3 separate regions of the Homo sapiens genome follow, and all the other regions are linked to region 1. A link is an interaction called in ENCODE POLR2A ChIA-PET data of the cell type or tissue named here. Cell type or tissue: PC-9. All regions are shown on one strand. Each heading gives the region's core, and the rest is flanking DNA. Links, peaks and the distances in the headings are about the cores only.

Region 1 (10,733 bases), core at 3,854-6,353:
TCTGTCATATAAACACACCAAACCTGAATCATCAGACTATGAGAAACAGTATACATTTTATTTTTATTCCTGTTATGTACCTTGAAAAAAAGTGCATTTTTTTTTTTTAGATGGAGTCTCGCTCTGTGGCCCAGGCTGGAGTGCAGTGGCGCTATCTCGGCTGGCTGCAACCTCCGCCTCCCGGGTTCAAGCAATTCTCCTGCCCCAGCCTTCCAAGTAGCTCGGATTACAGGCACTTGCCACCATGTCTGACTAATTTTTTGTATTTTTAGTAGGGATTGGGCTTCACCATTTTGCCCAGGCTGGTCTCGAACTCCTCACCTCAAGTGATCCACCCACCTTGGCCTCCCAAAGTGCTGGGATTACAGGCGTGAGTCACGGCGCCCAGCCAAAAAAAGGACTTTTTACTTGTCTGTTTGTTAGGTAGAAGGAAGGAAATAAAGGGAGGGAGAGAAGGGATGGAGAGAGGGAGGGAGGAATAGAGGAATGGCCAGTGAGTTAGCCCATTGGCGGGAATTAAAATTAGTGTATTCTTTTTGTGGGGCAATATTGCAATATCTACCAACATTTTTAGCACACATGCCCTTTGATCCAGAAATCCTTTTTCTGAGAATTTATCTAACAGATATATTCCCACAGCTATGTAAAAGATAATTAATGCAGCACAAACAGATATGTAACGTGGCATAGTTTGTAGAGCAAAAATCTGGAAATTACCGAAATGTTCATTAAGAAAGAGCTGGTTAAATTACGGAATATCCTAAAATGAAACCTTCTGAAGAATGAGGTTGATGCTCCTATACTGAATTGGAAAGATGGTTGTGATATTAGCAAGTGAAAAAAAAAGTTGCGGTTTTGTAGACAGCATGATTCTATTTGCGTAGGGATAACATGTCTTGAAGGATCCACCAGCATCTGCTAACAATGGGTAACTGAGAAGCAAGACTGGGAATCAGGGTGGGAAAGCCAATTGGAAAACATTCACTTTTTTTGAATGAATTATGTTTACTATGTGCATTCATCACTTTTTTGTCTTTTGTTGTGGTGAAATATACACAACATAAAATGTGCCACTTTTTAACCTTTTTTTTTTTAATTTTTTTTTAGATGGAGTCTCGCTCTGTTGCCCAGGCTGGAGTGCAGTGGTGCGATCTCGGCTCACTGCAAGCTCCGCTGCCCAGGTTCATGTCATTCTCCTGCCTCAGCCTCCCGAGTAGCTGGGACTACAGGCGCCCACCACCACGCCCAGCTAATTTTTGTATTTTTAGTAGAGACGGGGTTTCACCGTGTTAGCCAGGATGGTCTCCATCTCCTGACCTCGTGATCCACCCAACTCGGCTTCCCAAAGTGCTGGGATTACAGGCGTGAGCCACCACGCCGGGCCTTAACCATTTTTAAGTGTACGGTTCAGTGGCATTAAGTACATTCACATTGCTGTGCAACCATCACCACCATCCATCTCCAGAACATTTCATCTTCCAACACTGAAACTGTACTCATTAGACACTAACTCATTTCCCCTGCCCCTCAGGCTCTGGTTACCACTATTCTATGTTCTTTCTCTATGAATTTTCCTATGTACTTCATGTAAATAGAATCATAATACAGGATTTTTCCTTTTGTGTCTGGCTGATATCACTTAGTGTAATTGTTTTCAAGGTTCACCCATGTTATAGCATGTATCAAAAAATTTCCTTCCTTTTTTTTTTTTTTTTTTTTTGAGATGGAGTTTCCCTCTTGTTGCCCAGGCTGGAGTGCAGTGGCACAATCTCGGCTCACTGCGACCTCCGCCTCCCCAGTTCCAGCGATTAGCTGGGATTACAGGTACCTGCCACTACGCCCAGCTGATTTTTGTATTTTTTAGTAGAGATGGGAGTTTCACCATGTTGGCTAGGCTGGTCTCGAACTCTTGACCTCAGGTGATCCACCCAACTCAGCCTCCCAAAGTGCTGGGATTACAGGCATGCGCCACCATGCTCAGCCAATTTCCTTTCTTTTTAAGGCTGCATAACTTTCCATTGTGTGAATACAACACATTTTGCTTATTTATTCACCTGTTGATAAACACTTGGGTTGTTTTCACTTTTTGACCCTCATGAATAATGCTGCTATGAGCATGGGTGTATAGCTATCTATCTGTTTGAATCCCTGCTTTCAATTCTTTGAGGTATAGACCTAAATGAGGAATTGTTGGATCATATGTTGAATCTATGTTTAACTTTTTGGGAATTGTCATACTGTCTTCCACAGAGGTTATATACCATTTTATATTCCCAGTCAGGCTCACATCTGTAATCTCAGCACTTTGGAACAATGAAGTGGGAGGATCGCATGTGCCCAGGAGTTCAAGGCTTCAGTGTGCTATGACGGCTCCGCTGCACTCGGCCTGGGCCACGGTGAGACCCTGTTTCTAAAAAAAATTAAAAATTAAAATTAAAATACATTCCCCCCAGCAGTGCACAAGGATTCCAATTTCTCCACATTGCATCTATTATTTTTATAACTAAAACTGTATTGTATTTTTAAAATCTCACTCTTTTGACTTCGATAAGTTCTCTAAGTTGTACCTCTCATTAACATTATGTTTATATTACAAATTCTGAGAGAGCAGGGATCTTCGAAGGGTGGATCACTTGAGGTCAGGGGTTTGAGACCATCCTGGCCAACATGGTGAAACCTCATCTCTACTAAAAATACAAAACTTAGCCAGGTGTGGTGGCGCGCCCTGTAATCCCAGCTACTGGGGAGGCTGAGGCAGGAGAATTGCTTGAGCCCGGGAGGCGAAGGCTGCAGTGAGCCGAGATCGCACCACTGCACTCCAGCCTGGGTGACAGAGCGAGACTCCGTCTCAAAAAAAAAAAAAAAAAAATCATCCTGGCATGGTGGTAGGTGTCTGTAATTCCAGCTACTTGGGAATCTGAGGCAGGAAAATCGCTTGAACCCAGAAAGTGGAGGTTGCAGTGAGCTGAGATCGAGCCACTGCATTCCAGCCTGGGCGACCATAGAGCGAGACTCCGTCTCAATCAATCAATCAATCAAATAAATAAATAGATAAATAAATAAATGCATTAACCATTTGTTTAAAATCAGTGGAGGCCTTCCAGGAGGAGGAAAGAACCAGTAAACCCTAAAAGCTTAGGTGCCTTCTGAACATGACAGCCTGGGGACAGCCGCTCACGCTCAGCCCATGGCCATGCTCCCCTCACATTCACAACGTGTCCTAGTCCCTGTCAGGGCAGGCACTGAGAGGTGATGATGTGGGGTCTACTGAAGGCCTCACGGGCATTCCAATGTCTAGAACACGGTTTCATTTGAAAACTTCTGGGTGTACAAAACCCAGCACCCACCTCCCGCACCCATCCCACCCCAACTGGCAGCAGCCTAGGGTCTAAAGAGTTCAGAAAGGGCCCTGCATGGGGGCTGACCTGAAGCCAGGTGGATTTCCAATGATGGCTGGGCCAGATGCCTTGTTAAGTAGGACACCGTGGGCAGCGCGCGGTGGCTCATGCCTGTGATCCCAGCACCTAGGGAGGCCAAGGTGGCGGATCACTTGAGATCAGGAGTTCGAGACCAGCCTGACGAACATAGCGAAACCCTGACTCTACTAAAAATACAAAAATTAGCTCGGTGTGGTGGCACCTGCCTGTAATCCCAGCTACTCAGGAGGCTGAGGCAGGAGAACTGCTTGAACCCAGGAGACGGAGCTTGCAGTGAGCCGAGATCGCACCATTGCCCCCCACCCTGGGTGACAGAGGGAGATTCCATCTCAAAAAAAAAAAAAAAAATAGGACACTCTGTCTGCCCTTTTTGGTGACATGAGTCTTTCAGAGCATGAGCAGTTCTCTCCTGGGACCATCTCATTTATCTATTTACCTGCTACCAATTTTAGCGCCAGGTTTGCTCTCACTCTATGCAGCAACTACAGATGTACAGCAACGGGCACCTCTGCGCCTGCTCCGCTTTCCTGCCTCGTTTCCATGAAGACATGGCTGGGGGCTTTGGGGACAGGGAGGTGTGTGTAAGGGGTGCCTGGGAAGCGCAGGGCGGAGCAGGAATGCTGGCACTCCACTCCTTTCCTGCCCCTCCAGCCTCACTTCCGGGTCATTCCTTCCCTCGCCCACTTTGACCCATTCTCCAGACAGCAGGAGAGACCTGATGTGGATGAGAGAATTGGTGTTTAGAAAAATCAAACACCTTGCTTAAGGTGGCTCAGTAGTAAATTGGAAACCGGGCCTCAAATTCAGATTTTCTGATTTGTTTTTCTTCTTCTGGAGCCAGCAGGCCGGTGTCTCATCCTCTTACTGCTTGGTCTTTGCTGGGTCTGAGTTATGAACAAATCCAAATGATAGTGCCTGGATTTTAATGGGGTCACAATTTAAATATTTTCATCTTCTCAAGGGATCTAAAGATCCTATATTAACCCAGGCTGGTAAAATAGCTAGTGCTAAGTAGGGAGAACTTTCTGGAACTCTCAAATTGCAGCATCTTGGTGTTCAGTAGCTGAACCATCAAGCCCAGGTCCATGCACTCATTCCCTTCCTTAGCGCCCCTGCCCACTCTGCCAGTGACTCATCCTCCCACACCTTCCCTCTTCTCTCCTGTGCCCATTTGCTCCCCAACCAGCTTTGCCACACCAGGGCTCTCCTGCCTGCCCTCAGGGTGACAAGAGGCAGAAGTCACAGGACTGGGGAGAAACTGACCCCAATTACTGAGGATGAAATGGTTCCAGCATCTCAGTGAGGCATCTCATTGAGGTGAGACAGGGCTTTGGAGGGACAATGAAGGTGTACTTGGGTTGGGGGATGCAGAGCTTTAGCTGGCTCTGGTTGCAGCTCCCAGGTGGGCATGGAAGTGAGGGAGGTATGGGATGGGTCAAGGGGGTCTCTACCTAACAGGAAGCCAGAATGGTGGAGGGGCTGGGAGGACAGCACAGGAGGAGTACAGACCACACTGGACCAAGGCAGGAGAAGCTGGGCAGATATGGGCCCTGAGGAGTAGGGAGGGAGTTGCTGTTGTTACAGTTGCCGCCTGGCTGCAGAAGCCAGAGGTCAAGTTCAGGCATGCTGGTTTCTAGGGAGATGAGCTCATGAGCTCTGATGCTCACTCCGCAGGAACCTCCAGCATGAGTCAGCATCAGCTAGGTTTCTCTGGTTCTAGCCTCACTCCTCGCAGCAGTCAAAGTCCAGGAGAGAGGATGTGGTTGGCCCAGATAGAGTCACACGCCCTGGCAATCTGGCGGGTGAGGGATGCTTCCCCTGAGGAGGCACCTGACCTGGACAGGTGACTCCCTGGAAGGAGGTGGGGCTGCTGCATCTGGGAAAAGGAGTAAATGCTGAGAGGTAAGATGACTAAAAATCATTCCAGTCCGATAGTGAAAGGACTGGCCTTTGAATCCATCCCTAAACTTGAGGATTTGATTTGCTCAGTGGCTTTAAAAATATCTAAAAGATATTGTGTCAAATTGCCAAACAACTCCCAGGCACTTCCTCTGCCTTAGCCATTTCTGGGGCTTTCATCAAGTCTATAGCTCCAGGTAATGGTCCAGCTGCTGATCCTTGTGGAATGAGACATGCGAAGCTCTGTGTATGAGTTACTGTTTGGGTTGTGACATTTCTCACTGCAGATTTCCTGCCAAGCCTCACTCCCAGGTTCTACATCCACCCACGAGGCATATAGAGACTTCTCTGGAAGCAGGCGCTGGGAGGCCCATCCAGCCCACTGTGACTTCACACCCAGGAGTGTTAAAAACTAGAATTCTCCTCCAGCTGGGCTAAGCAACATCCCTACTTAACACAGACGAGTAATACACATGCACCAGGGTGCAGTACTGTTTCAGTTACTAAAGGCTCCCAACAACCTAATGGCCATCAGGGGAAGATGTACTAAATAAATCATGGTGAGCCATCTAGCATGCTTCCAGGAAAAAAAAAAAAAAAAGAAGAAATCATGGTTCATTCACTGTTCAGCCATCTAACATAATAAGGCAGCACTCTGTATGAAAATGGAGTGATCCCTTATCTGTGCTGTTCAAAGTAAGGTGCCAAACATTGGGCAGACTACGACATCCCTTGTGTAAAAACTGCACACATATTTTAGGCCTGCTCATATGTATATGAGCACACATATAAAGCCGAAGTGTTCAGTTTCCCCACCACCCTCTAAGGAATCAGGGAACTCCACAAGGCAGTAGAAAAAGCAGACGGTAGGATGGAGAGTCAAGGAGAGAGGGGACCTAAGAGAAAGAGAGAGGAAGACACTTGGGGGTCAGAGAAAAAACAGTTTTTTTAGGAAGCTTTGTAGGGTGGTATTGTAGAAGGCAATTTTCATTCTTTCGAGCCACCCAGCGTCTGATCCTCTGTCTGTTAAAGGAACCCCGTCTTCAGAAGGCAGAATTCCCTTCACAGCAGAAGCTGAAAATGCCAGAGACTCATGTCCTCAGTTTTCCTTGCAGGGAGGGTTGGGACTCGTGACTCCACCAATCAAATGTACTCACCCTGTGTCTGAATCAGAAATTAGTCACATGAGCCTGGGCAACATGGTGAGAAACCGTCTCCACAGTAAAATACAAAAATTAGCTGGGCGTGGTGGTGCGTGCCTGTGGTCCCAGCTACTTGGGAGGCTGAGGTGGGAGGATTGCCTGAGCCTGGGAGGTTGAGGCTACAGTGAGCCGAGACCCTGTCTCAAAAAAAGAAAGAAAAAGAAATTAGTCACATGAGGCACTCTGTAAAACCCACTCAGTCCATGAGGTGGCAGTGGTGGCAATACCTCCAGTCTCCTGGGTGGCAGTTGGAGCGGTCCACGCAGCCAGCAACCAGGACCCAGAGTGGGTGTCGTGGTGTTGCAAGCTGCAGCCACCAGTGCCTATGTCTGTGGTCATATTCTAACCAGACCAATCTGCCACATGATTCTGGGGGTTGGTCTCGTCTGCAGAGCCTCCTAGCTGTGAGTTATCCAGAGATTCTATGAGCACCAGTATTGTCTAACAGAAAACAGTGATTGCCGTTGCTTACAGCTGCAAATCCTGAGACACATATATGTGTGTTGTGCGCCTCTGTCCTTAGCACTCTCCGTGGATCTTTTTTTTTTTTTTTTTTTTTGAGATGGAGTCTCACTCTGTCGCCCAGGCTGGAGGGCAGTGGCGCAATCTCGGCTCACTGCAAGCTCCACCTCCTGGGCTCACGCCATTCTCCTGCCTCAGCCTCCCGAGTAGCCGGGACTACAGGCGCCCGCCACCATGCCCAGCTAATTTTTTGTATTTTTTAGTAGAGACGGGGTTTCACTGTGTTAGCCAGGATGGTCTCGATCTCCTGACCTCGCGATCCACCCGCCTCGGCCTCCCAAAGTGCTGGGATTACAGGCATGAGCCACTGTGCCCGGCCTCCGGGGATCTTAAGTAAAGAACTAGACTAGTTCAAACATGAGGTCAGATTTGTATTTCTTTTCCACAGTCACTGTGCTAAGGCAAGAGCATGGACACCCGGTTTTATTGGGGTGACATCAAACATGCATATCAGACATTGTGAATGTTGGGAAAGATACTCACCAATCTGTTCACAGTGGCTGTCCCTGAGAAATGAGAATGCCATGGGGAGGAGGACTTTTTCTTCTCATTTTACATTTTTCCATGCTGTTTGAATTTTTTTTTTACCATATTCATGTATTATCTTTACATTTTTTAAGTTTAAAATAATTATTTTTAAAAGAAAAGTAATACATCTACAAATATATCAGAATGTGTACATGAGAGAAAAGATAAAGTAATATATGCATTCTGGCAAAAGGCAGAGTCTTTGGAAGAAGCAGGTGGTGAGGAACTGGTAGTCTGCTAACGTCAGCTGAGAATCTTAATTTGGTGGGCTGTCAGGACTGCAGACTTTTTTTAAAGTTTTTATTTGGCATATCTTTTCTTTTTTTAAGAGACAGGGTCTCACTCTGTTGCCCAGGCTGGAGAGCAGTGTCACGGTCAAAATTCACTGCAGCTTCAATCTCCTGGACGCAAGTGATCCTCCCACCTCAGCCTCCCAAGTAGCTGGGACTACAGGTGCATACCACAATGCCCGGGTAATTTTTAAAACTTTTTTTAGGAACAGGATCTTGCTATGTTGTCCAGGCAGGTCTCAAACTCCTAGCCATCCTCCCACCTTAGCTTCCTGAGTTGCTGGCATTACAGGCGTGAGCCACCTTGCCTGGCCTGGTTTAAAAACATAAATAGAAGAGGAGGTTTTGAGTGAAAATTTGATATGTAGGTTATATTTATGTGTGTGTGTGTGTGTGTGTGTGTGTGTGTGTTTACACAGAGGTCTCACTATGTTGCCCAGGATCTAGGACGTGAATTCCTGTTCTTAAGCAATCCTCCTGCCTCAATCTCCAGAGTAACTGGAACTACAGACTCTGGAGTAACTGGGACTACAGGCTCCAGAGTAACTGGGACTTCAGGTGTGCAGCAGTGCACCCAGTTACAATTACTTGTGTGTGTATGCTTGGGGGTATTTATGAATGAATGATGGAAGAGTATGACCACCGTTGTTGTCCATTTATATTCAGGACCCTAGAGAAAATCAGACAGCCTCTATCAGACTCCTCACATCCTCTGTGCCAGCATCAAAGGAGACCAGGTCCAGGTGAGGGGGTGAAGTAGCCTTCCTCTGCCTACTCTCCCTGCAGGTCCTGGGCAGGCTCAGGAAAGGAGGGTGACAACAAGCTTGCCTTCATCACTCTGAGGCGGGCCAACTGCCTAGCTCAGGGCATCTTCATCAGGAGGGCACAGCGGTGTGGGCTGGCCACTGGCTTCATTTTGTTTTCGGAATTTGATGTTCATCCCCACAGGCAAACAGATGAGTAACATCATGAAAAGCAGACTCAAGGACGGAACACCCACGATGGCTGTCGGCAGATCCACTTTCCACCTCCAGACGATGCCTCCGGCGAGTGCCCCCCACTGTGTAGTCAGAGCCCACCAACAGCAGAATCCTGGAGCTCTGGCCTGACCCTACTCTCCTCTGGCAGTGGGGAGAGGGGCCGGGGGGGACCCTGGCCTTTGCTCTCAACTCACTCCCTCTTCACTCCAGGGCAGGAGCCATGAACTCAGTCCCCACCTGTCTTGATCACTGGGGCCTGGGGTGAAAGGTAGGGTGGCCCAGGGAGAAGAGGGCATGGAAAGGCGTGTGTGGAAACATACCCTGACTGTAAAAAAAGGAGTGGTCAAGAGCGAAAGGTCACAGTGAGTCAGTTCCTGCTCCAGCCTGCTCCTGGTTCTTAGGTGCCAGAATGAGAAGATGGGTTCTGGGCTGAGGGAAAAATAAATATTTTTTATGCAGGAAACTTAAGACTGCAGAGGCTGGCCAGGCATGGTGGCTCATGCTTATAATCCTAACACTTTCAGAGGGTGAGGTGGCGGGATCGCTTGAGCCCGTAAGTGTGAGACCAGCCTGGGCAACGTGTTGAGTTGCTGCCTCTATAAAAATGCAAAAGGTAGCCAGACATGGTGGGGCACGCCCGTGGTCCCAGCTACCCGGGAGGCTAAGGCGGGAGGATTGCTTGAGCCAGGGAGGCAGAGGTTGCAGTGAGCTGAGATTGCACCACTGCACTCCCCGCTGGGCGACAGACAGACCCTGTCTCAAAAACTGTTACTGAGGGCCTGTGGGGGGGGGGGGGAAATTTTTTTGAAAGGACTACAGAGGCTTTTTGATGAGAAGATTCTCACAAAAACTACGAAGATGAATACCAGTTGCAGCTAAGTTAAAGAAAAATTAATGAGGATGATTAATCATAATAACAACCTATATGTATTTGTTGTAACCTCCTGGTTTACAGAGCACTTTCCTTTAAACTAATACAGTTGATCTTCACAGCAAGGTTCAAAGCAGGGAACATATTTTATCCAGGCTCAAGGTCATGCTGTAAAATTGTGCATCAATTCAGAAAAGCACTTTAAAGATCTAATTCATTGACTAGTACTGTTTGACATCGTTAGATATAATTGGCTATAGCATTGAAATTAACTAAAACATATTTAGCTCTTTGCGACATCCACAGAGACATCTTTGAAGTCTCTATGTTGAGTGGCAGGGCCAGGCTCAGATGTTGTCTTTTCATTCTCAGCCCTCCCCTGGCTTGCTCAGCAGCACAGCCTCCGCGTATAACCCATGGCCACGCCATCCCTTAGCTTACACGTTTGTCTGTAGAGCTAAGAGCTTGTGATTGGCCAGTATTTGCTTTTCAAAAAAATTTTTCTGGATTTACTTTTATTGTAATAAAACTTTTGTTAGAAAAAGCACCTAAATTTATGGATCACATCAAATAATCTCTGAGTTAGCCATTTCCAGGGAAAACCAGCCTGCAGACCCCGAGTGGACAGCAGGACCCTGGCGTGAGGGCAGTCAGTGCTACTCCAGAAGGCCAACACAGGGCCTGGGGGCAGTGGAGAATGGCCCCCAAAATGGGAAATAATGCACATCCAACCTGCCTCCCGGGGATGCTGGAGAAATACGGCACTGTCAATGGTAGAACTACTTTGCCCTGGGTAGACACGCGCTGCTACCATATTTGTGGGAATGTTATCATTGTTATTTTAATGGATGCCTTGTCTTCTTTCTGCCGGGCACTTTGAGTCTCTCTGGAGGGGCCAAGTCTCATGGAAACATGAAATGCTGTGTGCAGACAAACACCACGAGTTAAACGTATAGAAAGCTGGCAGGTAGGCGAGGCATGGTGGTTCACACCTGTAATCCCAG
Region 2 (10,733 bases), core at 3,962-6,461, 62 kb before region 1:
TATAGCTATTAAGTGACAAAGCTGAGAGCCTGTGATCTTAACCACTTTGGTATGCTGCCATGAAGTTAAATAGCTCAGTAGTCATTAAAAGAGAACATTTGCATTGAACCTTCCAAGCCACTTAACAAGTATATGCTTCCTAATCAATTTAATTTAGCTACATTAGATAGAATGGTAAAGGATCCTTAACTTAAAGTTTAAATGGAAGAAATTAGCCCTCTGAAAGAGGCACAGATTATTCATCTGCAATAAAAATCTCACCTTTAGTTTTTTAAAACATAGTTTTTATCTGTGTTCTGAAATGTAACTAAAACAGTGCTTCCTGAAGTGAAAAATTCTCACTGGTGAGAATTTTAATAAGTTTTAATGATTCACCAAATCACTTCAGTCATATTTCAGTCATATGCATATGCATATATAGACATATAAGTTTTTATCTGTGTTCTGAAATGTAACTAAAATAGTGCTTCCTGAAGTGAAAAATTCTCACTGGTGAGAATTTTAATAAGTTTTAATGATTCACCAAATCACTTCAGTCATATTTCAGTCATATGCATATGCATATGTAGACATATATATGTTGTATGTATACATGACATCATTAGACACTGTGAAGGATAGCAAAATGTATATAAGGCAAAATTTATGAACAATGGTTTAACGTTTGGGAAGCACTGGGTTACACTTTTACTTTATGCAGATTGAACCAGTATAGTATGCAAGTCTTAAGGAAAAATCTACTGGAAAGGGCCCTCATTCAGACTTCCCAGAGGCTTCTCTGGAAGTTGACAATACTGACTTCAGTACATCAGCTCGTAAATGAGGATGATACCTACCTTATCTGCTTTACACAGTTGTAAAAGTAAAAAGTGAACTCAGGAAGGGAATTACAGAATTTAGGAGAAACTAAAAGCACGATGTAAATAATAGTCATCATTACAGTTATATAATGCTTGACAATTTATATAACACTTTCGATACATGACAACAATAACTAACACCCAGACATGTTTATATACATTACCTCACTCAGAACAACCATGTGAGGAAGTTGGCCATATGCTTTAATGTCCAAACCAGGACACTTTGAGAGTAAAAAGCAGTACTCTTTGACCAACAGGCATAAATCAAAACTATCTTGTGAAAACCGGGATATATGGCATCCTTCCTAGATAATAGATACTTTTACTATTATTAATTTTGCTGTGAATCTAAACCTGCTCTAAAAAAGTTAATTTTAAAAAGTAATGAAGTACTGATACATGCTACAACATGGGTAAATCTTGAAAACGTTATGCTAAGTGAAAGAAGCCAGACAGAAAAGGCCACATATTACATGATTCCATTTATATGACACATCTAAAATAGGCACATCTATAGACATACAGAGACAGAAAGTAGACTAGCGGTTGCCAAGAACTGCAGGGAGCAGAAAATGGGGAGTGACTGCCAACAAGTAAACCAAGTTTCTTTCTAGGGTGATGAATATGTTCTGGAATTAGACAGTGGTGATTGCTGTATAATAGTGTGGCTATACTAAAATCCACAGAAGTGTGCACTTACTAAAATGGTGAATTTTATGGTTTGTGGATTATATCAATTTGTTTTTAATATATAAGAAAGCAACTAAAAAAACACATTTGGAAGCTTTCATGCCAACGTCCCTCCACCTCTTCAGTAAGCAATGATGGAGAGATCCGAGGTGTATATAAATGTTGGTGCTCAAAGATTAATCCAGATATAGCCATTGTGGGTATACCATCCATCTCTCTGCCTCCCACTCCCAACTCCGCTGTTTCACTCCTAGTAACACCACACACACCGCTATCATCCAGAGTAGACATCTCTTTGCCCTCAATGCCAAATGGTTCTGGTTAGAAATCCTTTACATACTCGCCAAGTTTATGTAGTGATTCTTCACAATATTTGTCAAATCAAAAATAGAGTGGTAACTCTAGCATTCCCATATCTTACCCTGGAAACATATTCCATAAATCTCTGTGAAATTCTCCTTTCTGAGTAATTGCTTTCATGAGAGATGCTCAGGAATTCATAGTGGCTTGCCCAATTACTTACCATATGAATTCTAAACTCCCTTCCCTAGTTTTCAAAATTCTCTGTAATCGAGTCCTACCTTTCTTATCCAAACTTAAATCACATGACTAAACATTTGTTTATTATTAACATAGACTCTAACCTTAAAACCCTGTCCTGGCTGATTTTACAAATATGACTATTAAGATGTTACATGTTTATTGAGAGCTGTGGCAGCATATCTCAGGCCTCACATCATCTGCCACCTATCTCCTTGTCACTGATCTCCAGGGATGAGACAGAGGTTCTTGAGTGATACTGTGATGTTTACAAAGGCAGTGGTTTAAAAAACATATAGTGTGGCTATACAAAGTACTAGGAGAGATTTGTTGGGAGGTACCCTAACATAAGTTCATTATGTATGTATTTTTTCAGGGTTCTTTGGAGGGCACTTAGGATATAATAGGCATTCAACAACTACTGTTTGAGGCAAATTCATTTTTGAAAGAGCAAGTTTTGTATATTCACTGCATCTCTGCTTAATTCTGTCAAGCTAAAAGATTCTAATATACTTCTGATAGGAACTCAAGTTGTAAAAACTACCTGTTAGGACAGGTGTGGTGGCTCATACCTGTTATCCCAGCACTTTGGGAGGCCAAGGTGCGTGGATCACTGGAGGTCAGGACTTCAAGACCAACCTGGCCAATATGGTGAAACCCCAACTTTACTAAAAATACAAAAAAGTAGCCAGGTGTAGTGACATGCGCCTGTAGTCCAGCCACTTGCGAGGTTGGGGTGGGAGAATTGCTTCAACCCAGGAGGCAGAGGTTGCAATGAGCCAAGATTGCATCACTGCACACCAGACTGGGTGACAGAGCAAGATCCTGTCTCAAAAAAAAAAAAAAAAAAAAAACACAAAAACTACCTATTAGTGAGTCTTTCTTTACTTTCTGAGGATTCAACTTTCTTAGATGAAATTCTAAAAATGATTATTTTTTTTAGCATGTGTTAAACACAGTTATTATTTTAAAAACAATAAGATATGTTAAGGATTTTTTAATATGTATTTTCTTTGTTTTTTCAGACTATTAGACCCAAAAATGATGTTACCAACCATGTTGTTTTGCCTGTCAAACCTAAAAGGTCCATCAGCATTAAACTCCAGCCCAGACCACCTAATACTGCAGGGTCCCAGAAGCCGAAGTTGGAGCCACCAAAACTTCTGGGCAAAAGGCTGACTTCAGAATGTGTTTCTTCTAACCCATACTCTAAGCCTTCTAGCAAGAGTTTTCAACAGTGTGAAGCTGGATCGTCCACAACAGGAGAACTGTCAAGAAAACCTGTGGGGTCACTTAATATAGAGCAATTGAAAACTACAAAGCAGCAGTTAACAGATCAAGGAAATGGTAAATGTATAGACTTTATGAATAATATCCATGTTGAAAACGAATCTTTGGATAACTTTCTAAAAGAAACAAACAAAGAGAACTTGCTCGATATCTTAACAGAACCTGAGAGGAAGCCAGATCCTAAATTATATACCAGAAGTAAGCCAAAGACTGACTCTTATAATCAAACCAAGAACAGTTTAGTTCCTAAACAAGCCTTGGGCAAAAGTTCAGTTAATAGTGCTGTTCTGAAAGATAGGGTTAATAAACAATTTGTTGGAGAAACACAAAGCAGGACTTTCCCAGTAAAATCACAGCAACTCTCTAGAGGAGCAGATCTTGCAAGACCAGGAGTAAAACCCTCAAGGACGGTTCCCTCTCACTTTATTCGGACCCTTAGTAAAGTTCAGTCATCAAAGAAACCAGTAGTCAAGAACATCAAAGATATAAAGGTTAATAGGAGTCAATATGAAAGACCAAATGAAACTAAGATACGGTCATACCCTGTTACTGAACAGAGAGTGAAGCACACCAAACCCAGAACATACCCCAGTTTGCTTCAGGGTGAATATAACAACAGACATCCAAACATCAAGCAAGATCAGAAGTCCAGCCAAGTTTGTATACCTCAGACATCATGTGTACTGCAAAAGTCAAAAGCCATAAGCCAGAGGCCTAATTTGACAGTTGGCAGATTTAATTCAGCCATTCCAAGCACCCCTAGCATAAGACCAAATGGAACCAGTGGTAATAAACATAACAATAATGGCTTTCAGCAAAAAGCACAGACTTTGGACTCCAAGTTGAAAAAGGCTGTTCCCCAGAACCATTTTCTGAACAAGACAGCTCCCAAAACTCAAGCTGATGTCACAACCGTAAATGGGACCCAAACAAACCCAAATATTAAAAAGAAGGCAACAGCAGAGGATCGAAGGTACTTTGCTTTAATTCTAAGCTTTTGCAACTTAAGATGATTAGGCAAATTGACCATCAAGAAGACTAGGTCAGGAAATAGGCCATAAATAATGGCTCCTAAGTAATTTTTAACTACAGTCTGAAAAAAGATTTGAAGCAAATATAACAAATATTAAGACTTGACAGGGCTAGGTGGTACATACACATGTTATAAATCATTTTCTGTAATCGTATGTTTACAATAGCTTTTTTTTTTTCTTTTTAAGAAATTGAAACAGAATGGATGAGTAAGAAGTAGGGGGTGCAGATGTAGACACTCGTTCAATAAGTGCCGTGCTAGACTGAACAGCAATAGAGCAGATAAGTGAGTTCACATAGCTAGGAAGTGAGAAGATGGTAATCTCTTGTCAAGCAAACCAGTGGTTAAGTTCAGAAAAGTTACCAGGGAAGAACCAGAAACTTCCGTGAGTCTGAGTGGGCCAAGTTTTGGCCAGTAAGCTCAAGCAGGAGCAGTCAGTTCAAATACAGAGTTCAGATGGTAGAAATCAAGATCTTAGGCCGGGCACGCTGGCTCATGCCTGTAGTCCCAGCACTTTGGGAGGCCGAGGTGAGCGGATCACCTGAGGTCGGGAGTTCGAGACCAGCCTGACCAACATGGAGAAACCCTGTTTTTACTAAAAATACAAAATTAGCCAGGCGTGGAAATCAAGATCTCAGGTTGGTTAATATTAACATACATTGATTAAAACTGAGCCAGTGGATTTTGTACACTTTCTACCCAGGACCAAATGTAGTCTCATGAAGTGGGTGAGCCTCCCAGGAGAAGCACATATGTATACCTGCTTGAAGTAGAAAATAAGGAAATTTCTGACGAGTGAAGGGAGCATGTAAAATTAGATGGTTGCTAAAAAGTGTAGCAGGGTGAAGCAAGGTACAGCTTGGTACAGCCCTGAACACCACCACCAAGCTCCTTGCCCTCCTGAAGAGACAGTAAGTAAACAACTTAATTCAGGGTGCTATGATCAAGAGAGTAGGGCTGGAATGGCTGCTTTAGATAAAAGGATCAGTAGAAGTACTTTCAACAGCAATGTCTGAGCTGAGACCTAAGTCTGAGAAAAGACTGGTGACAAGAAGAAAAACAATCCTGAGCAGAAAGAGAAGTGAGTGCAGAGACCTTGAGGTGGTGAATAAGGAAGTCAGGGTCCCAGCCCTGGAGCTCAGCCTAGGTCAGACAACAGAGGATTGGTCATAAGACTGTGTTGCAGGTTGAACATGTTTGATTACAAAAGAGAAGGAGTCTAGAGAGGGAGAGATTCATTCACTCATTCTGTAGGTGTTTCTTCAGCACCTGCAGTGTGCCAGGCGCTAGGAGACACAGTGATGAGCACACAGTGAGTCTTTACCTTTCTGGAGCTAATTGTTTGGTGTATATATAGAAAGTACTAGAGAAACAAAATTATGGCATCGAGGTCCTAGGAGTAAGTTGCCTTTAGAAAGGGAAAGTTCACTCTTCGTTTATGATTAGAAGGAAGGCTAAGGAGATAGGGAAAATGCTAGGAACATGGAGGAAGCACATGCCAAATGTCTCACCTTGTATCATCAAGTAGGTGGTTGGAGTGAAGGTGAGGGGGCAGTATTTGGGGCTGAAATAATAAATATTGCATGGATGTTGCTCTGGAGTCAGAAATGAGAGTTAATAGCATTCATTCATTCAAAACTTAGTTATTGGCATTCTGGAAAAACCAAAACTATAAAGACAAAAAACGGATCAGTGATTGCCAGGAGGGGGGCGTTAGGGGTGAGACTGACTACCAAGGAGCATGAGGGAATTAGTGATAGTGTTGCAACCATCTTATAGCTTGATAATAGTCAGACTTAAATGACTTGATGCATTTGTCAAAACTCAGAATTGCACACTAAAAGGTGAATTTTACTGTGTGTTATTAAATACCTATGTGTGCTAGGCACTGTGCTGGGAACTGGACTGCCAAGGTTTCTGCCTTCATAGAGCTTACACTCTAGTGGAGGAGACAGAAAACCAACACATTGACTAAATAAGACACGGTAATTACAGGTAATTGCGTCTTCATGGAGGTGTCATTTGAGGGGAGGACTGAAGATGCAAGACCTTAAGGCAGGAATGAGTCTGGATCAAGAAACTTCAAGGAGGCAGGGTACAATGGTTCACGCCTGTAATCCCAGCACCTTGGGAGGCTGAAGTGGTCAGATCACTTGAGGTCAGGAGTTTGAGACCGGTTTAGCCAACATTGTGAAACCCCATCTCTACTAAAAATACAAAAATTAGCCGGGTGTGGTGGCACGCGCCTGTAATTGCAGCTACTTGGGAGGCTGAGGCACAAGAATCACTTGAACCCAGGAGGCGGAGGTTGCAGTGACCTGAGATCATGCCACTTCACTCCAGCCTGGGCAACAGAGCAAAACTGTCTCAAAAAAAAAAAAAAAAAAAAAGAAAAGAAACTTTAAGGATACCTGAGCTCCTGGAGGGGGTGAGTGACAGGGAGACTAGTGTGATACGAGGTTGGAGAGGTAGGCAGGAGCCAGATTACACTGTGCCTTTCTGCCTTGGAAAATATTTTGAATTTTATTCCAAGAGCTGTGGAAAGTTCTTGGCAGTGACACAGCCTGGGGTGCTATTTACCAAAGTAAGAAAAATTTGTAACAGATGCAGAGATGAAAATCAATAACTTTGTTTGTGACAGTATTAAATTTGAAATGCCTGTCAGACATCAAAAGATATCAACTAGGCGGTGGGTTTTACAAAGTTTGGGGATCCAGGGAGAGATCTGGACTGAAATGTACACTTGGAAGTCATTATTAATATGTAGTTGTAATTTAAAGAAACTGGAGTGTCTACATCCAAACATGAGGTCTATATGTCTTGGTGCCCCTACCCCCAAAAAGCAGTCTATCACCTGTTAGAAGCTGGAGTGGAAAATGTGAACAGTGGGGGACACTTGGCACTATCAGAGATCAGCTACTTAAGAGCCCTGACTTTATAGGTCTAGCTTATGAAAGAGTCATGTCTGGTCAAGAGAGGGCTAAGGAACTAGGTGAAGTGGGTCAGTTTACACACCAAGACCTTATTGAGGGTAGAATGCAGGCTTGGTGGGTTTGGGTTGAGTGACAGCTTATGCGTGAGAGAAATGAATTGCTGAGTTAGTCATCTCAAAAATAGAGGGATGTCTTAGGAAAGCAAGTGTCAAGTAGCATATAGTGAAGTGAAAACTTTCCGAGAAAAATAATGCATAATCACGAATTCTATTTGAAGTCTGAAGTGCTGGCCACGTGTGATCTTAGAATCTTGGTGTCTGCCTTCTCGTGGGTGGGCGCAACCCAATGCTGCCATTACCCATTTGTAAATTGTTTTTTAATTCCATTCTCCTGATTTTGTCTGTAGTTGAAAGTATTTAATTATACTCTATCTATACATATCATATACTTTAGCAGCTTGACTATGTTTAAAAATAAATAAAACCACTCTCCCTTTAATTGAATTTCAGGAAACAACTAGAAGAATGGCAGAAATCTAAGGGAAAAACCTATAAACGGCCTCCTATGGAACTTAAAACAAAAAGAAAAGTAATAAAGGAAATGAATATTTCATTCTGGAAGAGCATTGAAAAAGAAGAGGAAGAAAAGAAAGCACAACTCGAACTGTCCAGTAAAATTAACAACACTCTGACAGAATGTCTGAACCTCATCGAAGGGGTAAGTGAAGAAGATAAGCTCCTCCAGCTTTGGCCCAAAGTCTTATAATTTTTAAACATATTCCTAAATATAATATAGGAGAGATAGCCTTCATCTAAGTAGAAATTTAGCTACTCTTGTAAATACAGAGTAATAATAATAATGACATGCCCATAAACAGTGTCTTTTGTGTATCTGTGCTTTTATAAGCACTTAGCTAAGATTATCTCACATAATTATCATAACCACTGTTACTATGACCACTTTACAAACAAAACTGAGGCACAAAGAAGTTGGAAAACTAATCCAAACAAACTGGCTCCAAAAGGAACTTTGCTTTCTTTGGGTATCAAGTTCTGAAGAGTACACATTTAACATTGAAACTGAGGTCAGAAGGCAAGTTTCTGTGTAAAGTTGGAGTATTCTGAATACTCTGGGTAGCTACAAATAGTATTTAAATTTTATCTTGGATTCTGCAGATAAGGATAAAATAGATGGTAGGCAAAGAGTATGATCCTTAGGAGAAATTTTTCCTGAAGGAAAAATATATTAATAAAAAATGATGGAATAAACTTCTAAGATCCTTGCCTAGAGCAAAACTCATTCAGTCCTTTGGCTGGTAATGTTGAACATCAGCAAAAAAAAGGAAAAGTTCAGTTTAAGTCTACTCCAGGCAACATTTTCACAACATCCAGTTAAATATTAACTATTTCTCCTTGTGGAATTGAACTTGAGTTCTTTTTCTTATCCTCTTTTTTTGTTGTTGTATTATTTAAAAATGAGTACCTTTTTATTATTGAAATCATTTCAAGTAATGCAGATAAATGATCAGCCCTCTCCCTCTACAAACATACATACTTAGGCATCCCAAACTTCTCTCTGGAGGTGACCACCATTGCCAGTCATTCATTCTGTTTTCATGCATGTCCATACAGTATAGGTATGTCGAGAAATGAAGTATTATATTTTTGTGAGTTGCAATTCTTTTATTCACATTTTTGTGTACTTTGGTTGTCTTTTCTTGTGTTTTCCTAGTACCAATGTTATGCTGACTTAGGCAGATGAGTTGAGTATTTTCCTTTTTGCCCTATAAACTGAAAATAGTTTGTATGACATGAGAATTATTTTTATTTTTTGAAGGTTTGATAAAAACTTGCCCATAAAAATCATCTGGACCGTGTTTCTTTGGAGGATAATTTTGTATATATCCTCTCAATTTGTTATGGGGTCATTGTTCTAGAGTTCATATATCTTGAGTCAACTTTAGTAATTTTGTGACTTTTTAAAGGGATTTTTTCTCAATCTTTTTAAAAGATCTCAGGTTTTATTGCCAAAGATTTTTTCTCATTAATCTTTTTAAAAGACCTCAGGTTTTATTGATTATTTTTTCTCTTGCATCAATGTCTGCATCTATTTTTATATTTATTGCTCTTTTCCTAGCTTTTTAATTGAAACCTTAGATCATTTAAAAGTGAGTCTTTCTTTTTTTTTTTTTTATAAATATGTTCAGTGCTATAGCAGATTTGCCTCTGAATTTTACTTTGGTCATATCCCTCAGATTTGACTAAGTAATACTCTTTATCAGTCAGGATCAAGTCTGAAAAACAAACCACAGAAAGAATGTAATTGGTTACACAGTATCTTATGTGGGTTCTCTAGAGGTGGAGCCTAAGAGGAGAATCCATGTGAAAGTAGTTTATTAGGAAGACACTCCAGGGAAAACTGGGAGGGGAGTGAAGTTGTAGGATCAGAAAAGCGAATCCATGGACGGTGACTCTGGCACAGCCCCACAGGGGAGCTCTGGAGACAGTGTAGGTCACATCTCTCAGAGTCATCCTGATCAGAGGCAAGGGAGCTACATTGTTAAAGCTTCCATGGTCATTTATTCATGGCTGCCTCGGGCGGACAAGAATTGTCAGGCACTTCTCACTCTCTGGGCACATACGAGGGAGCACAGATGCTGGCTGTGAAAGCACGCGGTAAGCCTGTGTGCACAAGATGCTGAAGGGATCAGAAGGAGTGTGGGTGCTACACACAGGGCTGACAGCACACAGGAACCTGAGGTAATGTGATAACTGTAGGAAGCAGCTTGTACCCACTGGGTCTAGGAGAACAAAGAGAGGTTAGGGTATCAGAACCAAGAAGCAGGAGAGACAAACCCTGGTAGAAATGGGACTCCAACTGTAAGGAAGGCATACTACCCAGCAGATGATGGAGGAGAGGCCCTGCAGGGCTGGGGCTCAGATTTTGAGGAAAAGATGCTATCCATTTGGTGCTTCTGCTCTGAAGCTGCACAGGGAGGTGGGCTCTGAGGGGGAAAAAAAGATGCTAGAACCAACTGTTACTGCCAGGGTGAGGGACCGTTGCTGGGGTGATGAAAGCAAATAGGAAGAAGCAAGTGTCTTCCTTCTCCATCCCTGCAGCCTCCCTCTCGTGCCCCCTGCTGGCAGAGCTGAGCAGGGAGCTGCTGCCCAGCAGAAAGTTTTACAGAGTTTTATCCCCAGCATCACAAAGCAGAGGATGGGGTTTGGGGCCAATAGACAAAAGCTTCATAACTGACATATCTTGTCATTGTTCATTTCTAAATAGCTTGAGATTCCCATTTTGAGTTCTTTAACCCAAAAAATATCTTAGAAAAGTATCTTTTAATTTCCAGATGTGTAGATTTTTTTTTTCTGCTGTTAATTT
Region 3 (10,733 bases), core at 6,430-8,929, 230 kb before region 1:
TGATCCCAAGGCAGTACTGTGCCCAAGGAATGCTACCTCCAGCTTCTAAAGCAGAGGTTCCCAAAATCTCTCAGTTCATGGTATCCTTCGTGTCCCAGGAATTTCTTCACCGAGTACTTTAAGCCAAAAGAAACACCTGATGGTTCTGCTTCTCTCTCTCTCTCTCATTTTTTTTTTTTTGAGATGTAGTCTCACTATCACCCAAGCTGGAGTGCAGTGGCACGATTTTGGCTCACTACAACCTCCGCTTCCCAGGTTCAAGCAATTCTCCTGCCTCAGCCTCCTGAGTAGCTGGGGTTACAGGTGCATGCCACCATGCATGGCTAATTTTTATATTTTTAGTAGAGACGGGGTTTCACTATGTTGGTCAGGCTGGTCTCGAACTCCTGACCTCGTGATCTGCCCGCCTCGGCCTCCCAAAGTGCTGGGATTACAGATGTGAGCCACCGTGCCTGGCCAGTTCTGCTTCTTAAGCAATTGGGTTGAGACAATTTAATGCCAACGGTTTTCACGGGCCTGACAGATGTCACTGTGTTTTCTTCAGAATATTTAAATATCCCATGACACCTCGTGAGTGTGCTGAGGTGCCCTACAGTCCACACTTTGGGAACCATGGCTCAAAACTAATAGTTGGTATATATGGTACCTCCAAATGCCCTAGCAAGGTAATAGAAACCCATAGTGATGATTGTACGTGATGCAAATGGGGGACTGAATCTGACGGGAGAGGAGGGGATTTCAGGGAGGTGCTGTCCCACCACCAGCACCAACTGGATCTGGCACAAACAGGCCAACATTACTCTCTGTTGTAGCCAAGAGAGTCACTTTCTAGATTCATCTCTCAGTGGAAGTTCCAAAGGGTTCTGGGATTAGAATAGTATAAGAGAGAAAGTAAGGGCAGAAAGATAGTTTGTCTCTTGGTAAAAACTTGTAAACATGACTCATCTAATATCAGAAAATCTAGGAGGAAAGCTTAACTATTATCAGAATGCTGCGACACCTGATGGTGCAAACTGTTTCCAGTTAGGAGTCCAACCCTATGATACAGTGATTCTCAACCTTGGCTGCACAGTAAAATCATTTGGAGAGTTTTCAAAAAATACAAATGGCTGGGCTCCCACCCAGACCAGTTAGTTGAGTCAGTCTCCGAAGGCAAGATCCAGAGATCTATAATTATATATTTGTTTATTTATTTATTCGAGACAGGGTCTTGCTCTGTCACCCAGGCTGGAGTGCAGTGGCACAATTTCGGCTCACTGTAGCCTCAGCTTCTTGGGCTCAAGAGATCCTCCTGCCTCAGCCTCCCAAAGTGCTGGGATTACAGGTGTGCACCCAGCCTAAAAGTTTTAAATTTTGATGAGGTCCAATTTACCTATTTTTTTTTCTTTTGTTGCTTGTGCTTTCAGTGTCATCTAAGAATCAGCCAGCAAATCCAAGGTCATAAAGATATATCCCTGTTTTCTTCTAAGAATATTATAGTTTTAGCTCTTACATGTAAGTGTTTGAGCCATTTTGAGTTAATTTCTGTATATGGTGTGAGATAAGGGCCCAGTTGCATTCTTTCACATGTGGTTATCCAGCACCATTTGTTGAAAATATGATTCTTTCCCTCATTGAATGGTCTTGGCACCTTTGCTGAAAATCAATTGATCATAGATGTATGAGATTATTTCTGGACTCTCAATTCTATTCCATGTATTTACATCTCTCCTTAAGAGGTAGGGGGTGGGACTTGACTCTGGAGGCAGGACTTGGACACTGGACCAAACCGAGGACTAATTGAAACAGGGCTGGGGTGGAAGGAGCTTTTCATGTGACATACCCACCAGTTCGCCATATCAGTTTACCGTCATCATGGCAACACCAGGGAGTTCCCCGCCCCCCTTCCATGATGACTCCATGACCCAAAAGTTATTACCAATTCCGTAGAAATTTCTGCATAAATTGTCCCTTAATCTGCATGTGTTAAAAGTGGATATAAATGACTGCAAAACTGCCCTGAGTTGCTACTCTCTGCCTACAGGGTAGCCCTTCTGTGCAGGAGTAGTCAGAGTTGTAACAGGGCTGGAGCTGTAACAGGGCTGGAGCTGTAATACTGCCCCTTCAATAAAGCTGTTTTCTTGTCCCATGGGCTTGCCCTTGAATTCCTTCCTGGGCAAGGCCAAGAACCTTCACAGGTTAAGTCCCACTTTGGGGCTCACCTGTCCAGCATCACTTATGCCAGGACCATAGTGTTCTGATTACTGTAGCTTTGTAGCTAAGAGCTAAGTCTTGAAACTGGAAAGTGTAAATCCTCCAACTTTGTTCTTCTTTTTCAAGATTGTTTTGGCTATTTGGAACCTCCTGCAATTCCATGTGAATTTTGCGATCAGCTTGTCCATTTCTACAAAAAATAAAAAATAAAAATGGCACTTAAAATTTTGATAGGTGGCTGGGTGCAGTGGCTCATGCCTGCAATCCTAGCACTCCAGGAGGCTGAGGCAGACAGATCACCTGAAGTCAGGAGTTCGAAACCAGCCCGGCCAACATGGTGAAACCTTGTCTCCACCAAAAATACAAAAAATTAACTGGGCGTGGTGGCGTAGTTACTGTTAAAGCCCCACACTAGGCCCTTTGAAAAATACGGAATGTGTCAGAAATTAATTCTATACGATGATGTGACAACCACAATACAAGGTACTGCAATACAGCTGACCTCACCAAAGCACAAGCAGGGGCAGCTCAAAGAGGAAAATGTCACTTCCAGCAAGGGATTGAGGGAGGGCTTTAGGGAGGAAGTGGCATATAAGCCAGAATTACAGGATGGGGAGGATATAGACAGCAGATGACAGAGAGGAGAGTGAAAGCTGGGAATCCCAGCTAAAGGCATCAGGTTTATGGAATGAGTAGGGGACAATACTGTGTGTGTTTATACACACATGTATATGTGTGTATATGTATACATGTTTATGTATATATATAATTATATGGTACCATTTCTAATTGACAAAATAATCTATCACATTTTACATTATCAGATTTTACATCTATTGTTCTAAATAGACTCAGTCATCAGCCCTGTGTGTGGGCTCTTACCCATCCCCATGCACACCTCAGCTCAGCCACTGATGGATGGATCATCTGCCTATCAGAGGTGGCAATAGGGACAAGTTCTCAGTTTAGAGTTCCTCCTTCTAGGCACAGCTAACCCAGCTGAATGCCTAATTCCACCCATATTCAGGTGAATCCATGGCCACAGCTGCAGCAGTTCCTACCCACGCAGAAAGGCTCCACAAGAGGAGGCACACCCGCTCTGACTGTCCCTAAGCTCCTGACATCTTCACCCCATGAAGCTGCTGCTCCTGGGTGCTTCCTGCCTTGCCCTGCCCACCCTTGTACTGTTCTCACCATTGACACAGCTGGTGCCCGATGCAGCAGAGATCCATGACACCCTGGGCATTGCTGATGGCCTGGGCCCACCAGTGAGAAGGCACAGAAAAGAGGGTTATCAATACTGCTACTAATAATGATAATGAACTTTCAGTTGATATTATCAACACTGCTACTACAAATGATAATAACGAACTTTCATTGAATCCCTCTTTACTCCTCTTGTCAACCCTATGTAAAATAGGTTTATTATTATTCCCATTTTACTGGTGGGTGAAATGAGGTTTGAAATTTACTAACTTGTTCAGCTTTCAAAGACACCTACATGTTCCTGGCCATGTCTATGCCTCGTGATCACACCAGGGGAGGCAGGAACTCAAGGCTTTGTTGTCCAACTCTGTAGGAGAAGATTTAATCATCGTGGGTGAAGAGTGAGAGAAAGAAATCGCAAGCCTTAAGAGCTGGAAGGCGCTCCAAGCACCATTGTCCAAGGGTTAGGTGTGGCCAGGATGCAGTGCAGATTTCCTGGTTAATGACTGCCTCCTCTCAAAGGATCTCAACCTCACTGACTCCTGCTCACTGCACCCACCTGAAAGGGGCAAGCTCACTGGGTGCTTCCTTCCAAAGCTTCACTTCCTTCTGCTTTTGTAGAGGAGGTTGTTATATTATACTGTTGCTACAATGTCAATGTGGATAAGTATGAAAAACAAAATATCTAATGGAAAAAATACCTACAGTATATACCATACATTTTTAAGGCATACTTATAAACTTCTTAAAACACACAAAACAAAATTATATGCTCTTCATAAATATCTACATATAAGAGCAACATCTGTTCATTTTCTCCTCTTATATTTATATGCAGATTTCCTGGTTGGATACACATCCGGTCATACCTGGGCACTGCTTCTCCAGCTACACTTGGGGTTGTCCTGACTGATATCTGTCTCCCTGGAGGGTATGGTCTGCACGTGGGTCTGATCAGCCTTTCACCCTCATTGCCTGACACAGAGTAAACTGCAGAGGGCTCAGCAGTCTAGCCCACACTGTCCCACTGCATGTAACTAAGCCTCTCCCAGCTGCTGTCTTCACTGGGTGCCTCACTGCTGGGGACAGTGCACACCCACCAGATGTGCCACACAATGGAATTTTTCCATGGTTCAGACTCATATCATCTGGAGTAGGACATCTCCTATCATGTGTGTTTAAGCCTAGACTGAAAGCTAGTACAGCGGGCTGCCGACGTCCGGTCACCCAGAAATGGCTCTCAGGCTGAAAAACATGTTACCATTTTCTAATGAAATGTATAGGGAGGAGGCAGTGTTTCTTCAAAGGTGGACAAGAAAGAACCGCTTGCATCAGAATTACTTGGGAGTTTTTTTTTTTAAGGCAGCTAGATCCCTGAGCTACATCCCAAAACAGTTAAACAAGAATCTCAGGTTGTGCAATCTCTCTTTTTAGGAAGCTCCCCAAGTGAGTCTTAAAGCACAGTAGAGTTTTAGCACCTCAGGGGCAGTGCAAAGAACTCTGGACTAGGAGTCACAACACCTGAAAGTCTGCCACTTAAAACCCGCATGACTGTGGTGAAGTTACTTAATGTCTCTGCATCTGTTTTCTCACCTATAAAATGGGCACACAAATTCTCACTCTGCCTTCCTCACAGTGTTGTGCTGATGTGACAATCACCCGATGCATGTGAAAATTCCCTTATGGGCCAGAAATCACCAGGACCATGACGGTGCACTGAACAGTCCCTTCTGCATGGTCAGCAGAGAGGATCTGTCCCTGCCCCCTTGGTGCAACTGACATCTGATCCTGTCCTGAGCCCCTGCATGGAGCCGCTCTGATAAGGCACCTTCTGCAAGGGACTGTGGGCAAGGAACAAGGGGGTGTCCAGAGGCTCCAAGTCCCCTGATTAGTTGAAATTTAGAATGCATTTTCCTATGGAAAATTGCCAAGGAAAGGTGGGCTAAGTAAAAAATAATGATGATAACATGTTTTTGCAGTAAAAAATTGAGTAGGCTTTTGGGTGAGAGGTGAAAACCCCAACTATCATGCATTGCAGCCCTCTGGTGGAAACTGTGCTTCAGTCTAAATTTCAGGCTCTAGACTGACTCAGAGATGAATGTTTGGAAGCTGAAGACAATCTGTGTTCTCCTGTAGAGCAGGAGTCAGCACTTATTAAAGACTGCCAGATTCTATATATCCTGCCACATGCTCTGTTGTTACAGAACAAAGAAGGCCATAGACAGCATGGCTGTGTTGGCAAATACACAAAACAGGCAATAAGCTGTATTTGGCCTTTAGGCTGCAGTTTGCCAACCCTTGCACTAACACAAGGAGCTTAAAGGTAGCGGTGGTGCTGTGCTGGAGCTAGCTTATATCAGCTTGCAATAGCCAATTGCTAACATCTCTTCCAAACTCTGTGTCTGTGCCTTCATGTTGGTAGTTTGAAATTGGCCATATTTGGAGTAGTTATGCCATGGAAATTGGCAAAAGCTGTATATCCACCATCACCAGCCCCCTGTGAACCAGCTGATCACATCACTAGGCATGTGTCCACCAGGATGAGAGTGAGGGTTGGGGATGGTTGAGCCAGACAGTGCATGGGAATGTGGGAAGAAAATATTAGATGTCAGACCCTGTTTTATTTAGCCCTTGTAAATTTTTGAATTCTGTGTAAGTTTCATAATGTCCCAATGCCTGCACTTCAAGATGTGTTCTAGAGTTTGTTTAATTGATTAGGATAACTGGGACCAAAAAAATGTTTGGAGTCTACCACTCCTAAAGCGATTTATTATATCCTATGCTGGATAGCTCATTCATGAACAGAGTGCCGGGTGAATAAGGGTCTTCTCTTTCTACACCCGAGACAGCCTTCTTCTTGTCCCCACCTGCCTCACCCTGCCCCAGGACCTCGGATGGGGTAGGAGGAGTGACCAGCTGTGAAAGGAGCTTCTGGTTGGAATGTTTCCTATGGGAGTTTCTGTCACAGATTAAATGCCCTGAGATCACCTTTTGAGAGACATTAAATTTCATGGGATGAACAGTTATCATGTTGGGTATTATGAGTTGAATTATGTCCCCCAAAAAGATATGTTGAGGTCCTATCCCCCAGTAGCTGTGAATGTGACCTTACTTGGAAATAAGGTCTTTACAGATACAGTTCAACTTAAGATGAAGTCATTCGAGTGAGCCCTAATTCAGTATGACTCTGTCCTTATAGGACAATCTGGACACAGAAACACAGAGAGAAGACAGTCATGTGAAGATGGGGGCAGAGACTGGAGTTTTGCTGCCACCAGCCAAGGAACCCTGGAGCTACCACAAACTGAAGGGAGGCCTGGAACAGATTCTCTCTCAGAGCTCTCAGAATGAACCAACACCTGGAGTTCAGACTTTGGCCTCCTGAACCAGGAGACGATACATTTCTGTTGTTTTAAGCCACCCAGTTTATGGTTCTCTATGGGAGCTCTAACAAACCAATACTTTGGGATTCTCAGGTGTGAGGCATAAGGGCCAAAACTTTTTCACTAAACATAAAGACCAATGATTACAATTACAGTTAGGAAAATGAAATTCAAAACCACCTGAGTTTATTTATACACATTTTCCAAAATGCATCTCCTTTGCAAGGGAAGTCATATTACTATAGAAATATGGAGAAGGCCATCATTTAAATAGAAGGCTTCCTTTCCTTTCTCCCTCCCTCTCTTTTTTCTTCCTTTCTTCATTTATAAAAATCTTATGGAGTTCCTACAAGTGCCAAGCACTGCAGTGGGTTCTTGGGATACATCACAGAGCAAAGAACTTGTGGGACATACATGCTAGTGGAAGACACAAACAATAAATGTAAGAAGAAAACTATACAGCATGTTAGAGTGAGAAAAATAAGACAGGGCAAAGGGGAGTCAGTAGTGCTGGGGTGAGAAAAGATTGCAGCATTAAATGGGGTAGCCAATTTCAAACTATCAACATCAAGGCACAGACACAGAGTTTGGAAGAGATGTTAGCAATTGGCTATTGCAAGCTGATATAAGCTAGCTCCAGCACACCACCACCACCTTTAAGCTCTGTGTTAGTGCAGGGGTTGGCAAACTGCAGCCTAAAGGCCAAATACAGCTTATTGCCTGTTTTGTGTATTTGCCAACACAGCCATGCTGTCTATGGCCTTCTTTGTTCTGTAACAACAGAGCATGTGGCAGGATATATAGAATCTGGCACTCTATGAAAAGTGCTGACTCCTGCTCTACAGGAGAAGAGACCACAGATTGACTTCAGCTTCCAAATACTCATCCCGGAGTCAGTCTAGAGCCTGAAATTTAGAGCCTGAAGCACAGTTTCCACCAGAGGGCTGCAATGCATGATAGTTGGGGTTTTTCACCTCTCACCCAAAAGCCTACTCAATGCGATCACCACAACCATGCCTTTCATGAAGTCAACAACAAACAGGGCCTTGTGCTTCCGTAAGGTGTTGATGCACTTGCTGTCTTGGTGGAGCCTCACAGGAAGCATGAGTGACCCATGTCATAGTGACTCACTATATCTCATCAGGTTGGAAGGGGATGGAGCAGGACCAAGCCCAGGCTGTCTGTGTCTCCATTTGGCCTGCATGTTCGGCCTCCTCAAGGCCATGGTCAGTAAGCCCCATCTCCTTTCTGCTAGTCTGTAAGGGAACCAGAGTCCTCACTGCCATGAGACAGCCCCGGCTCAGAGACTAATTTGAACAGCTGTGTCTTTGTTGTGAAAATAGTTTTGTGATATTATGAAGAAGACATGCCTTCCTCTCCAAAATATGGATGTCACCTGGCCACATTTTTTTTTCTTTTATATAGTGATACATAATATTTCACATATTTATGGCATACATGCAAGTACTCATTACATGCACGGAATGTGTAATGATCAAGGTAGGATGTTTGGAGTATTCCTCGCCTTGAATATTTACCATTTCTCTGTGTGGGAAACATCTACTAAATATACTATGTACTTTTTTGTCACTGGGCTGGTGTTGATCACCATCACCATCAGGATCAGAAACAGAAGGAGCTGACCTTATCAGAGCTTTTCCCATGGGTATCATCTCACTTGAGCCTCCATGCCTGGGGTGCTGTCCCTACTACTCCTTTACGGCTGAGCTTTGTCTTCCTGCCCACCACCCACACGCCTCTCTCCTGGGATTAGCTCTCTAGCTCTGCTTTGAGGAACATCACTGGCCTCGTTGGATACAGTCTTGGAGGGAGTATTGATCAAGGTGTGCTGCCCTTCACTGACCAAGGAGTCGACACATGACCCAAACTAGGGCAGTTGCATGCTTTGCTTGGAATCTCAATCTTTTGCTAACTGACAAAAAGCATGATTGGCTCTTACCCATCTGAGTGATGGGACCAACGTTTTCTGCCTTCTGTCATTTCTGGCCTGCCAGAAATCCCTGACTTTTTCTTCAGCATGTCTTTCCATTTTGAAAGTTACTTCACATGATAGGCAGAATAATGGCACCCCGAAAATGTCCACATTCTAATCCCCAGACCCTGTGTATATGTTACATGACATAGCAAAAGGGACTTTGCATCTGTGATTAAAGTTAAGCCTCTTTGAGACGGGAGAGTATCCTGGATATTGACGTGAGCCCGATGTAAATTGCAAGCGTTCTTATATGTGAAAGAGGAAGGCAGGAGGGTCAGAGCAAAGCAGTGTGAGAAAAACCCAAGCAGCGAAGATGGGAGTGGGCCACTAGCCAAGGAATGCAGGTGGCCTCTGGAAGCTGGAAAAGGCAAGGAAATTGACTCTCCCCTAGAGCCTCCCAAAGCAATGCTATCCTGCTGATACTTTGATTTTGGCCCAGTGAGACACATTCCAGACTGACCTCCATAACTGCAAGATAATACATTGCATTGTTTAAACCACTAAGTTGGTGGTAATTTGTTACAGCAGCAGTAAGAAATGAATATACCCAATATCCTTCTAGAAAGCTCCTTTTGTAGTATACTTGTTGCTTAAATAAGCTAGAAGCTATTATTATTGCTTGTAACTGAAGAGCTAAAACTAATAAACTAATTTCCAAGCCTCAGTCTCCTGTCTCCACCCCCTCACTCTGTTTCCAGGCCCTGATTTCTGTTCGGCCAGCCTTCCACTCCCCCATTATGAGGATCTGAGCCCTGCTTAGTGATAGGACCATGCCCTTGTTGACAAGCCTCCCAGACAGTACCTGGCTCCTCCCTCACCTGGTCTCCTGGCTGTCATCTGACCCAGATTCCTTGTCTCTGTGCCTTTCCCACAGGTCAAGTCACCCTGCTCCTTATCTGGGACCTAACTACCCCTTTTCCACTATCACTTGGCTGGATTGTGACTTGCTGTTACATTTCTTTCTTGCACACTGTACCCTAGACACAGACTCAGCCACTTCTGCCCCAGGATCAATGCCCTCAGAATCTACCAAACCCCAGTAGGAAAGACTAATTCTAGAGCACAGCATGCACCCAGCTGCTCCTTCCCACTGCAAGTATTGCACTCAGACTGGCCACATCATAGCATATGACACACACATGCATGTCTGATGGTTCAGGGTAGCAGTACACAAGCAGAAGCCGGTCTCTTTCCAACCCAGAACTTTGTAATTAAACAAGCTTCTTGCTATATCCTAAAAACACAAATCCTTAAAGCATGAATGAGAAATGAAACCCAATGACAGAAAGTTTAGTGAGCAGGTTTGGTGTTTTTATACAATTAGTTCAAATTAGCGAGGAAGGCGTTCAATGGGGCAGTTTCCTAATCGCTGACCTCACTGGGGCTCATTTCAGCTTTGCAAACTGGTTGAAATGAAAATTCAATGTGTTTCCTGTTCTCAAATTTATCTGTCACCCCAACAGGCTCATTACAATTGCAGGAGGTGCAGATGAACCATCCGGGGTGAGCCGCCGACTCCAGCATGTTCCAGGAGCCCACCTGAGCCCTATAAAAGATGAAGGGCCGGCGTGCTGATTCCTTTTGGGCAGCCAGCTTCATCAGTTTCTCCTTCTGTGAGGTAAAAGGGATTAATTAGATAGCACAGGCTTTGAGAGGGAGGAAAACACAGCACATGTGCTCATCCTCCAGGCCTTTACACAGGAGAGGAGGAAAAGAGAGAAGGCAGATGGTCCTTGGGAAAGATGACGTGTCAGCCTTGGTACTGGTATTTAAGGGATGATAAGCAATCCTGCCCTCTTTTCCAGGCCTTCTTGTCCCCCAGATTAAAAATAAACTGAGAGAGAGAGAGAGAGAGAGACGTAAGAGTCAGATGGATACCAAAATCTCAGCTCTATAGTTTTTAAAATTAGAGAATATGGCTTAGATCTGTATCTAATTCAGCTTCCTAAGATTTC

The links. ChIA-PET counts read pairs that join two places held together with the same protein. Peaks named below come from ENCODE experiments on the same cell type or tissue, not always from the same donor. Only the 100,000 strongest peaks of a DNase experiment are listed, where the experiment ranks them.
Region 2: POLR2A ChIA-PET joins it to region 1 with 7 read pairs; 5 of 35 experiments call an interaction of 5 or more read pairs at or near these places.
Region 3: POLR2A ChIA-PET joins it to region 1 with 5 read pairs; 3 of 35 experiments call an interaction of 5 or more read pairs at or near these places.

The regions. Positions count from the first base shown.
Region 1 is chr2:112,687,077-112,697,809 of GRCh38, reverse strand. No RefSeq gene overlaps it. Among named protein-coding and RNA genes, the nearest start is that of NT5DC4, 29 kb to the left of the region's middle. RefSeq lists enhancers at 2,961-3,460, 4,920-5,159, 4,578-5,777 and a silencer at 6,510-6,696. In PC-9, for the core only: no CTCF peak of the experiment used is centred there; a DNase peak (open chromatin) is centred at 5,149; H3K4me3 peaks cover 403 bases; H3K27ac peaks cover 2,253 bases.
Region 2 is chr2:112,749,600-112,760,332 of GRCh38, reverse strand. It overlaps CKAP2L (cytoskeleton associated protein 2 like), which reads left to right. Exons shown (of 9, transcript NM_152515.5): 4 at 3,119-4,356; 5 at 7,859-8,066. Among named protein-coding and RNA genes, the nearest start is that of CKAP2L, 9.6 kb to the left of the region's middle. RefSeq lists an enhancer at 10,279-10,328. In PC-9, for the core only: no CTCF peak of the experiment used is centred there; no DNase peak of the experiment used is centred there.
Region 3 is chr2:112,918,217-112,928,949 of GRCh38, reverse strand. It overlaps IL37 (interleukin 37), which reads right to left. Exons shown (of 6, transcript NM_014439.4): 6 at 10,068-10,389. The coding sequence ends at 10,141. Among named protein-coding and RNA genes, the nearest start is that of IL37, 12 kb to the right of the region's middle. In PC-9, for the core only: no CTCF peak of the experiment used is centred there; a DNase peak (open chromatin) is centred at 7,829; H3K27ac peaks cover 1,837 bases.